2 separate regions of the Homo sapiens genome follow, and region 2 is linked to region 1. Evidence: chromatin contacts called from ENCODE Hi-C or POLR2A ChIA-PET data. All regions are on one chromosome and are shown on one strand. Each heading gives the region's core, a stretch centred on a gene start or an enhancer-like site at or near the end of the contact. The rest is flanking DNA. Distances are from core to core; before and after follow the strand shown. Region 1 overlaps SAMD7 (sterile alpha motif domain containing 7). Region 2 overlaps PHC3 (polyhomeotic homolog 3).

Region 1 (3,941 bases), core at 1,189-3,688:
TGCTGTGACTGGGCAGCACTGAGTTCCAATGCAGAGTCCCACAATTACCGTGTCCCCCACCCACAAAAGCACAGATTCTGTCCCCATACCATGTGGTCACTTCTGGGGGACGGCAGAGGGATGGTGTGGGCAATTCCAGACTATCTTTCCTACCCCCTTCAGTGCCTCTTTCAGTGACATGAAGTTAAAACCAGGTACTGTGATTGATCATCTGATTTTTTGTTCTTATGAAGGTGGTTTTTTTTTGTGAGGATTGTTGCTCCATGTGGTGTTCCGGAAGGGAGGACCATCGGTGGAGGCTTCTTTTTGGCCATCTTGCCCTGCCTCCTCTAGGTTGTGTTCTTATCCTCCTGCCCCCACTGCTCCCACCCTGGATAGAACTCCATCATTGCTTATCTGAATAGGCTTCCCCTCTGTCTTGTCCTCTTCAACTTATTTTCATAAAAGCAACCTGAGTGATCTTTCTGCAATATAAAGCTAACCATGCCGCTCCCTACTTAAAACCTGACTGCCTCCAGGATAAAGCCACAATCCTTCACTGGGTCTTCTGGGCTCTGTGACCTGGCCCTGTCCACCTCTCCAGTCTCATCTTGCTCTCCCCACCTCTCCCACCTTGGCCCTGGCCCTCTGTAGCACTGGGAACTACTCTCAAAGTCCCAACCATATTAAAGTTTTCTCTGGCTCTGGCCCTCACCTGGAAATTCCTCCTTTATCTCCCTCCTGCCTCACCTCTCCTCTTGACTTTCAGGTCTCACTTTAGAGGCCTCTTCCTTTAGGAGGCCAAGAGTCCCTCATATGTGTTCCCACCATGCTCTGTACCCGCCTTTCACAACGTGCTCGTATGGATGTGGGATCACTCACTGGTGCCCCTCTTCTGGACTATGAGTGCCATGAGAAGAGGAACCACATTGGTCTTGTTTCCACTCTGTGCTCCATGCCTCACAGGGCATGACTCAGGACCAGCTAAAAAGTAGAATCTTCTTGGAAAGCTCCTGTACTGGGAACCTTGTGTTCTAATAGATTTTAGTCATGAATGTATACATATATTTTTCCACAATATGCACCGGTGTGGAGAAAGGACTGAAATGTTCCACTCAAAACACACACTCCAGAGCCAATCCCAGTATTCATCTATGAAAATGTCTGATTGTCCTTTGGCCTGGGAATTAAGACTGACCAACTATGATGCCTATTGCTAGAATGGGCAATTGCTGAGGAATTCAGAAGGTGATTCAGCAGGAACATCTCCATGCTCAGAAACTTGTGGTCTTTGCTTTAGTTTCTACTACAGAAAACACCAAAGACATCCAAGGCCACCCTGTCCCCTGTCACCAGAACTTGCTGCTGGCCATTTCCAATCCATTTCATACCATTTGGAATTGATTGTGCTGCTTCTCTATCTTTGTAAAAAGAAGTTTCACTTATTTTTTATTGAGAGTTACAAGTGGGAGAAAGGCATTGTGTCTTCTACCATACAGTGTCCATCCCAAACTGGTCAGTGCACTGCTCCACGGTGGCCAGGACACTCAGGAGCCACTGGTCCATGGCGTCCAGACGAGGATCAGAGAGCACTGGGGAGAGGGGGTCATGGGCCATGGCAGATTTTAAGGTAGACTTCAGCACACCATTCTTTAGGTAGTTCCGTCTGTTCCAGGTAGACACCTGAGTGATGCCACACTGATAGAGGGGGGGAAAGAATGCTTCTTTCATCCAGCAAGGGGTTCCCAAAGCTTTTGTTGTTATCAAGAAGGATGAGCATACTGGCGCCCTCATTATCTTGAAAGTTCTTATAGTAATGGCAGTCAGCATTGTCAATCAGGTAATCAAAGACAGCTGTGTTAATGGTGTCCAGGCGGCACAGGCCAGAGTCATAAAGGGACGTTTTCTTCACAGCCTCACAGTAGCGCTCATCATACTCCCACCTGGCCAATTTGCCTTTTCAGTAAGTCCTGGCCCACGGGTGTCAGTGTTTCTGGAGAGGCCACACATCTGGAAGCCAAAGTGTGACAGATTTTTCCATTGTGTCTCCATCGGCACAAGCTGATTCTGTTTCTCGGTAGTAATAACACTTCCCATAAAAACAAGTATTGTGTCCTACAGTTAGGAAGGGGCTCAACAGCTGCTCCATGGTAACAGGCTTGATCTCTGTCTGAAGATGAACGGATCTGCCCACCATCAGCAGGGCTCTGGGACACCCACAATCCTGTCCAAGTGAAAGGCTGCTACCTCCGCATTGTGTCTATCATAACCGGCATATGGTTCCCTTCCACTACATAGTCTCGGCTATACTACTTAGGTTCGAAAACAACTTTCTGTTCCCTTTCAAGGATCAGTAAGGCTTTCAGCTGTGTCCCTTTATAACCCACATCAGCTTTAATAATTTGCTTGGTGGCCATGGCATGCATGATTGCCCCCAGCTCTGGTGTCTCTTCACAGTACACTTCCTGGGGAACCACCCACTGGGCTGCAGTCTCCTAGGAAGACTGCAACGTGTGGTCCAACTTGGGTGACAGCTCCATCCACAAGCCAGTCATCATTCGGTGAAAAGCCCTCAGGGGATCAAGTAGTGAAACGCTGCTTGGCAGTTGATGTATCTAAGTTGTCAATCAGGAAAACTTTGGTGAAGATAAAGATGACAGGAATTGCTAACAGCATGACTCGCTGCTTTAGCTTCATGTTGACCTCTTTTCTTCTCCCCTGACCCACTCACTCTCTGGCTCACTTATCAAGGAGAGGCAGTGGTAATGGTTAGTAAGGAGATTCCATCATTACACACATTGGTCCATTTGTGGATGCACCTTCCACAGTTCCCGTTGCGTCCTAGACTCGCTCGTGGCTACCCATGCAGTGCAATGCAGCATGGCCCCCGAGGAGGGGCAGCCCCAGGCTGTGCTTATCACCCCAGCCACTGCCACCACCACTGCAGCTCCCACCATTCCCTGGCCACCTCTCTCAGCGCTGAGCCAGCCGTCCCCCAACAAACTGCATTAAGTAATTATTTCTTTTCCTATTTTAATTAAGCAAATTATAGAAAATGGCTAATATAAATTAAAGAGCCAGGTGCGGTGGCTCACATCTGTAATCTCAGTTACTTGGGAGGCTAAGGCTGGAGGATCACTTGAGCCCAGGAGTTTGAGACAAGTCTGGGCAACATAGTAGACCCCCATCTCTTTAAAAAAAATTAGCTGGGTGTGGTAGTGTGCACCTGACAATTTGTGAGCATCCAAAGGAGGAACCACGTGGATAAATTTTCAAGCAGAGGTAGGCTGGCAGCCAGGGGACTGAAATGTGTGAGGATCTAACCCTCAGCCATGGTGGATGTACTCAGGGCCTGGGGCGAGGACACATACATGTCCCTGTCGCTCAGATGTACCCCCTTCTTTCTCACCAGAGCAGTTTGGGCCATGTGTAATGATATAAATGTGCACATATTTTCAGTAATTTCAGTTCTTTTTAGAGAGAGGATATTTTATCTGCTGAGTCCTCTGAACTAGACATTTACTTGGAACAAAATATGTTGCAGGCTCTCCTGAATGTTCCTTAACAGCTGAGCCACCAATCCTTTCTCTACACCTATTTAAAAGAGTTCATTTGCACTTGGGGCTTTGGGTTTTAGTTGTTATTTTTTTTCTGCTGAATTTCTTTTTCTACCTACAGGAGGTGAGTGGTGAGAAGTTGCTGAGTAGGCACCTAAGGCAGAGATGGGGAGTAAGAGGATAGTTGGGGGACAGTAGGTTTAACGCCAGCTAATCTCAGCACCTTGGTCCAACTCATTTAAAGAAAGGGGCTATGGGGCTGGGCGCGGTGGCTCATGCCTGTAATCCCAGCACTTTGGGAGGCCGAGGTGGGCGGAACATGAGGTCAGGAGGTTGAGACCAGCCTGGCCAACACGATGAAACCCTGTCTTTACTAAAAATACAAAAAATTAGCCAGGCGTGGTG
Region 2 (3,775 bases), core at 181-2,680, 220 kb before region 1:
CAATACTATTTATAAGCTGCTTTAACATGATAAAAGCAAATTAATATACTAAGGTAAGCATTAAAGAGAAAAATAGCATTTCCTCTCTGATTCTAAAATTAATATCTACATAGAAAAGTTAAAAACTTTAAAAAAAGTAATCCCGGATTTTACTCCTAGAAGGCATTATATATATACACCTTTAACATTTTGGTGACTGTTCTCACAGGTAGTGGTGCATGGGTGTGTGTGTGTTTCTATATTGAGTCTAGTCATATATCATGTTATGAGTATGTATTATTGTGTGTATATCCAATGCAGTCATTTTTCTTAACTTTTTTTTTTGGAGACAGGGTCTCGCTCTGTCACCCAGGTTGGAGTGCAGTGCTGCAATCTCGGCTCACTGCAACCTCCGCCTCCCAGGCTCAAGTGATCTCCCAGCTCAGCCGCCTGAGTAGCTGGGACCACAGGTGTGCACCACAATGCCTGGCTAATTTTTTGTATTTTTGGTAGATACAGGGTTTCACCATGTTGACCAGGCTGGTCTCGAACTCCTGAGCTCAAGCTATCCACCTGTCTCAGCTTCCCAAAGTGCTGGGATTACTGGCATGAGCCACTATGCCTGGCCATCTTTCTTAACATGTTTTTCACATTTGTGATACATATACACACACAGACATTTGTATGTACCTATATGAATGATACTCTACATGTTGTTTTGCTGCCTTTTTACTCAGCAGTGGACACAAAAATCTTTTAATGCCACTGAATACAGATACATCATTCTTTTAATGTGAAATGTTTCTCTATTTAGGGTATACCTGATTGATTCTGATCAGTGAAACGGTAGAGGCAACTCTCAAATGGACTTTGGCTATGGGTAGTAATCGGTTGGAAACTCCTTTTGAGGACATTAACAGGTAGTTGGGAGTTAAGTGGCTTTTTCTGGCAGACTTGTTTCTTTCTGGTGACTCCTAGAATTAGCGTCAGTGGGGAGACAGCTTGCAGTAATCGGGCTCAGTAAGTGAGTTTCTTTGTGGAGTGTGACTTGAGATATGAAGTGACAGGATTGGTCAGGGTCTTCAGTGAAAGGGAATTAGGAGTGTTGGGATGGAACTGACAGAGAAATTAATGGAAACTGGTAAAGACATCTGGTTTAGGTCAGCAGAGCAACACAGGAAAAAGGAGAGCCTTATCAGTTGTGGAAAGGAAGGACAGTTTTTTAGTTAGGCTAGCTAGGGAGATGGACTTCTTGCAGAGGTGGCTACTGATCTGTTGGCCTTCATGAGTTGGGTGTTATTAGTAGATAGCTGCTTTTGAAATATTACTTGTTATATGGAACTTAAAAGTAAACACAACACTTGTTCTTTGATCTCACAACTTAGAGTAGAATACAGGTGGTTAGGGCGTTGCTAGTTGTCTTCACTTCCTCTTTTCTTTTTTAAGAAAAATAAAAGCATTCTGTTTGTACTTTGTACTATACTTCCTTAAAAAGCATTCTCCAGCTTGTTAGCTATCAGCCAATCATTTTTTAAAGAAGACTTTTATTACATTTTTCTTTAGAGAATGTGTAAATATCCTTACTAAGAGTACATTTCTTTCTTACTGTTTTTTGAAAGAATCACCAACTGAAAAAAAAGTTCTAAGGCATTATTACTGCAGAGTAACCTGAACTAGAGAGCTATCAGGATATTAAAAAAGTACCCCGAATGCCAAAATACATGAGTCAGAAAAACTTGGGTCCAGTTCTTCCCTGTTGGTAATTTAATCTCTGGAGCAAAGCTTAAATATTGCATGAATATGCCTTAAAATATGAAATATGCCTTAAAATAACATGACATTAATTAACTTAATAAGCTTATTGAATGAAGACCTTTCGTAGATACTGGATATATGAAGATGAATAACACATGGCCCCCACCCTTAAAGAAATTATTATTTAGAAGGATGAGATAGAAATATATGCTAAAAGTATATGGACGGTAACAATTAGGCAACAAAGAGGGGGAATAGTCAGTTCTGCTTTGGGATATGGGAATGCCTGAAAAAGCTTATTAGAGCAGGTGATTTTTGAGAAGTTGTTCACTATGTAGCTGCAGATGGGCTGGGACATGGCGGTGGCAAGGATGCTCAATCTAGTCAGGAATATCATCGCCAGTGCCATAGAGGACTGAGATCATGATACTACACATACCTTGCTATGGTAATGGGAAGGTTGTGTGTGGAGGGGGAGGAGATGATGCTAGAGAGGTTGTCAGGGAAGAGGTTTAACTTTATCCAGAAGATTCTTTTTTTTTTTTTTTTGAGACGGAGTCTCTCTCTGTCACCCAGGCTGGAGTGCAGTGGCGCGATCTTGGCTCACTGCAAACTCCGCTTCCCGGGTTCACGCCATTCTCCTGCCTCAGCCTCCCGAGTAGCTGGGACTACAGGCACCCGCCACCACGCCTGGCTATTTTTTTGTATTTTTAGTAGAGATGGGGTTTCACCGTGTTATCCAGGATGGTCTCAATCTCCTGACCTCGTGATCCGCCCGCCTCGGCCTCCCAAAGTGCTGGGATTACAGGCGTGAGCCACCGCGCCCGGCCTCAGAAGATTCTTAAATGGGTAATTAATATTAATAATCAGGGAAAGATTATCTGGCAAGTAGAAGGTGACAAGATTCCAGTAAGAGGTATCAGTTTGCAGATATTAAAGTAATCAAGCCAGAAATGACATGGGCCCAAAGTCTCAAACTAAGTGATGAAAAATCAAAATGGAAATTAGGAGACAAAAAGATGTATTAGAAACAAGATACGTGACTGATTTTGTGTGTGTGGTAAAGGAGAGGGAAGCATCAGGATGACTTCCAGATACTGTGTCTTGGAGAATTTTAGAAAATGCCAGTGCCATTTGAGGAGAAGCTGTTTTAAAAGGAATAATTAGTTTGCTGTTTGAACATGCTGAATTTGAGCTGGTAAAGGATACCCAGAAAGATGTGTTCTGTAGGTATTTGGATCTGGAACTTCAAAAAAGGGTTTATAGTTAAGAATCAAGAGTCATCAGGATTGAATTGTTTGAAACCGTGGAAGTAGATATGATAATCTAGGAATTCAAGAAGAAAAGTGTGGTCTGGTGCGATGGCTCATGCTGGTAATCCCAGCACTTTGGGAGGCTGAGGTGGGGGTATCGCTTGAGCCCAGGAGTTTGAGGCAAGCTTGGGCAACATGATGAAACCCTGTCTCTACAAAAAATAACAAAGATTAGCCGGGTGTGGTGATGCATGCCTGTAGTCCCAGCTACTCAGGAGGCTGAGGTGGAAGGATCATCTGAGTCTAGGAAATTGGGGCTGCAGTGAGCCATGATCACTCCACTGCACCCCAGCCTGGGTGACAGAGGGAGACCCTGTCTCAAAAAAAAAAAGAAGAAAAGTGTCAAAGACAGAGCATGAACATTTTGGGAGTGGGTGCAAAAGAAGAGCTGGTAAAGAAGACTGAGAGGGAATGGTCTGAAAAGATTCCACTGATTTTGTCAGTTAGATGTTGGTGACTATTGTTAAGGTGATTTCAGTGATGTGTTAGGAATAGGATCTAAATTACAGAATAGGCTGGGCACGGTGGCTCACGCCTGTAATCCCAGCACTTTGGAAGGCCGAGGGGGAGGGATCGTGAGGTCAGGAGATTGAGACCATCCTGCCTAACACCATGAAACCCTGTCTCTACTAAAAATACAAAAAAAAAAAAAAAAAAAAAATTAGCCAGGCGTGGTGGTGGGCGCCTGTAGTCCCAGCTATTCAGGAGGCTGAGGCAGGAGAATGATG

Evidence for each region. A loop is a pair of places that touch in the nucleus more often than their neighbours do. ChIA-PET counts read pairs that join two places held with the same protein, here RNA polymerase II (POLR2A). Pooled maps may share reads with other maps.
Region 2: a loop to region 1 is called in a pooled map, with 2.2 times the contacts of the local background. The contact joins two enhancer-like sites. A Hi-C loop is called at or near these places in 1 of 168 maps with a recorded cell type or tissue (OCI-LY7), 8 of 37 single-sample maps with no recorded cell type and 6 of 50 pooled maps. POLR2A ChIA-PET finds 5 or more read pairs at or near these places in 2 of 52 experiments (B cell and OCI-LY7).

The regions. Positions count from the first base shown.
Region 1 is chr3:169,930,733-169,934,673 of GRCh38, reverse strand. The region is part of intron 7 of SAMD7 (sterile alpha motif domain containing 7); the gene reads right to left. It also overlaps the pseudogene FAM20BP1. Among named protein-coding and RNA genes, the nearest start is that of SAMD7, 21 kb to the right of the region's middle. Within about 2 kb of position 2,438, at least 4 of the 41 ENCODE cell types and tissues checked have a DNase peak (open chromatin) inside an H3K27ac peak, as active enhancers do; they include B cell and OCI-LY7, where a contact is called at or near this core.
Region 2 is chr3:170,152,271-170,156,045 of GRCh38, reverse strand. All of the region lies in intron 4 of PHC3 (polyhomeotic homolog 3), which reads left to right. Among named protein-coding and RNA genes, the nearest start is that of PHC3, 28 kb to the left of the region's middle. Within about 2 kb of position 1,430, at least 4 of the 41 ENCODE cell types and tissues checked have a DNase peak (open chromatin) inside an H3K27ac peak, as active enhancers do; they include B cell and OCI-LY7, where a contact is called at or near this core.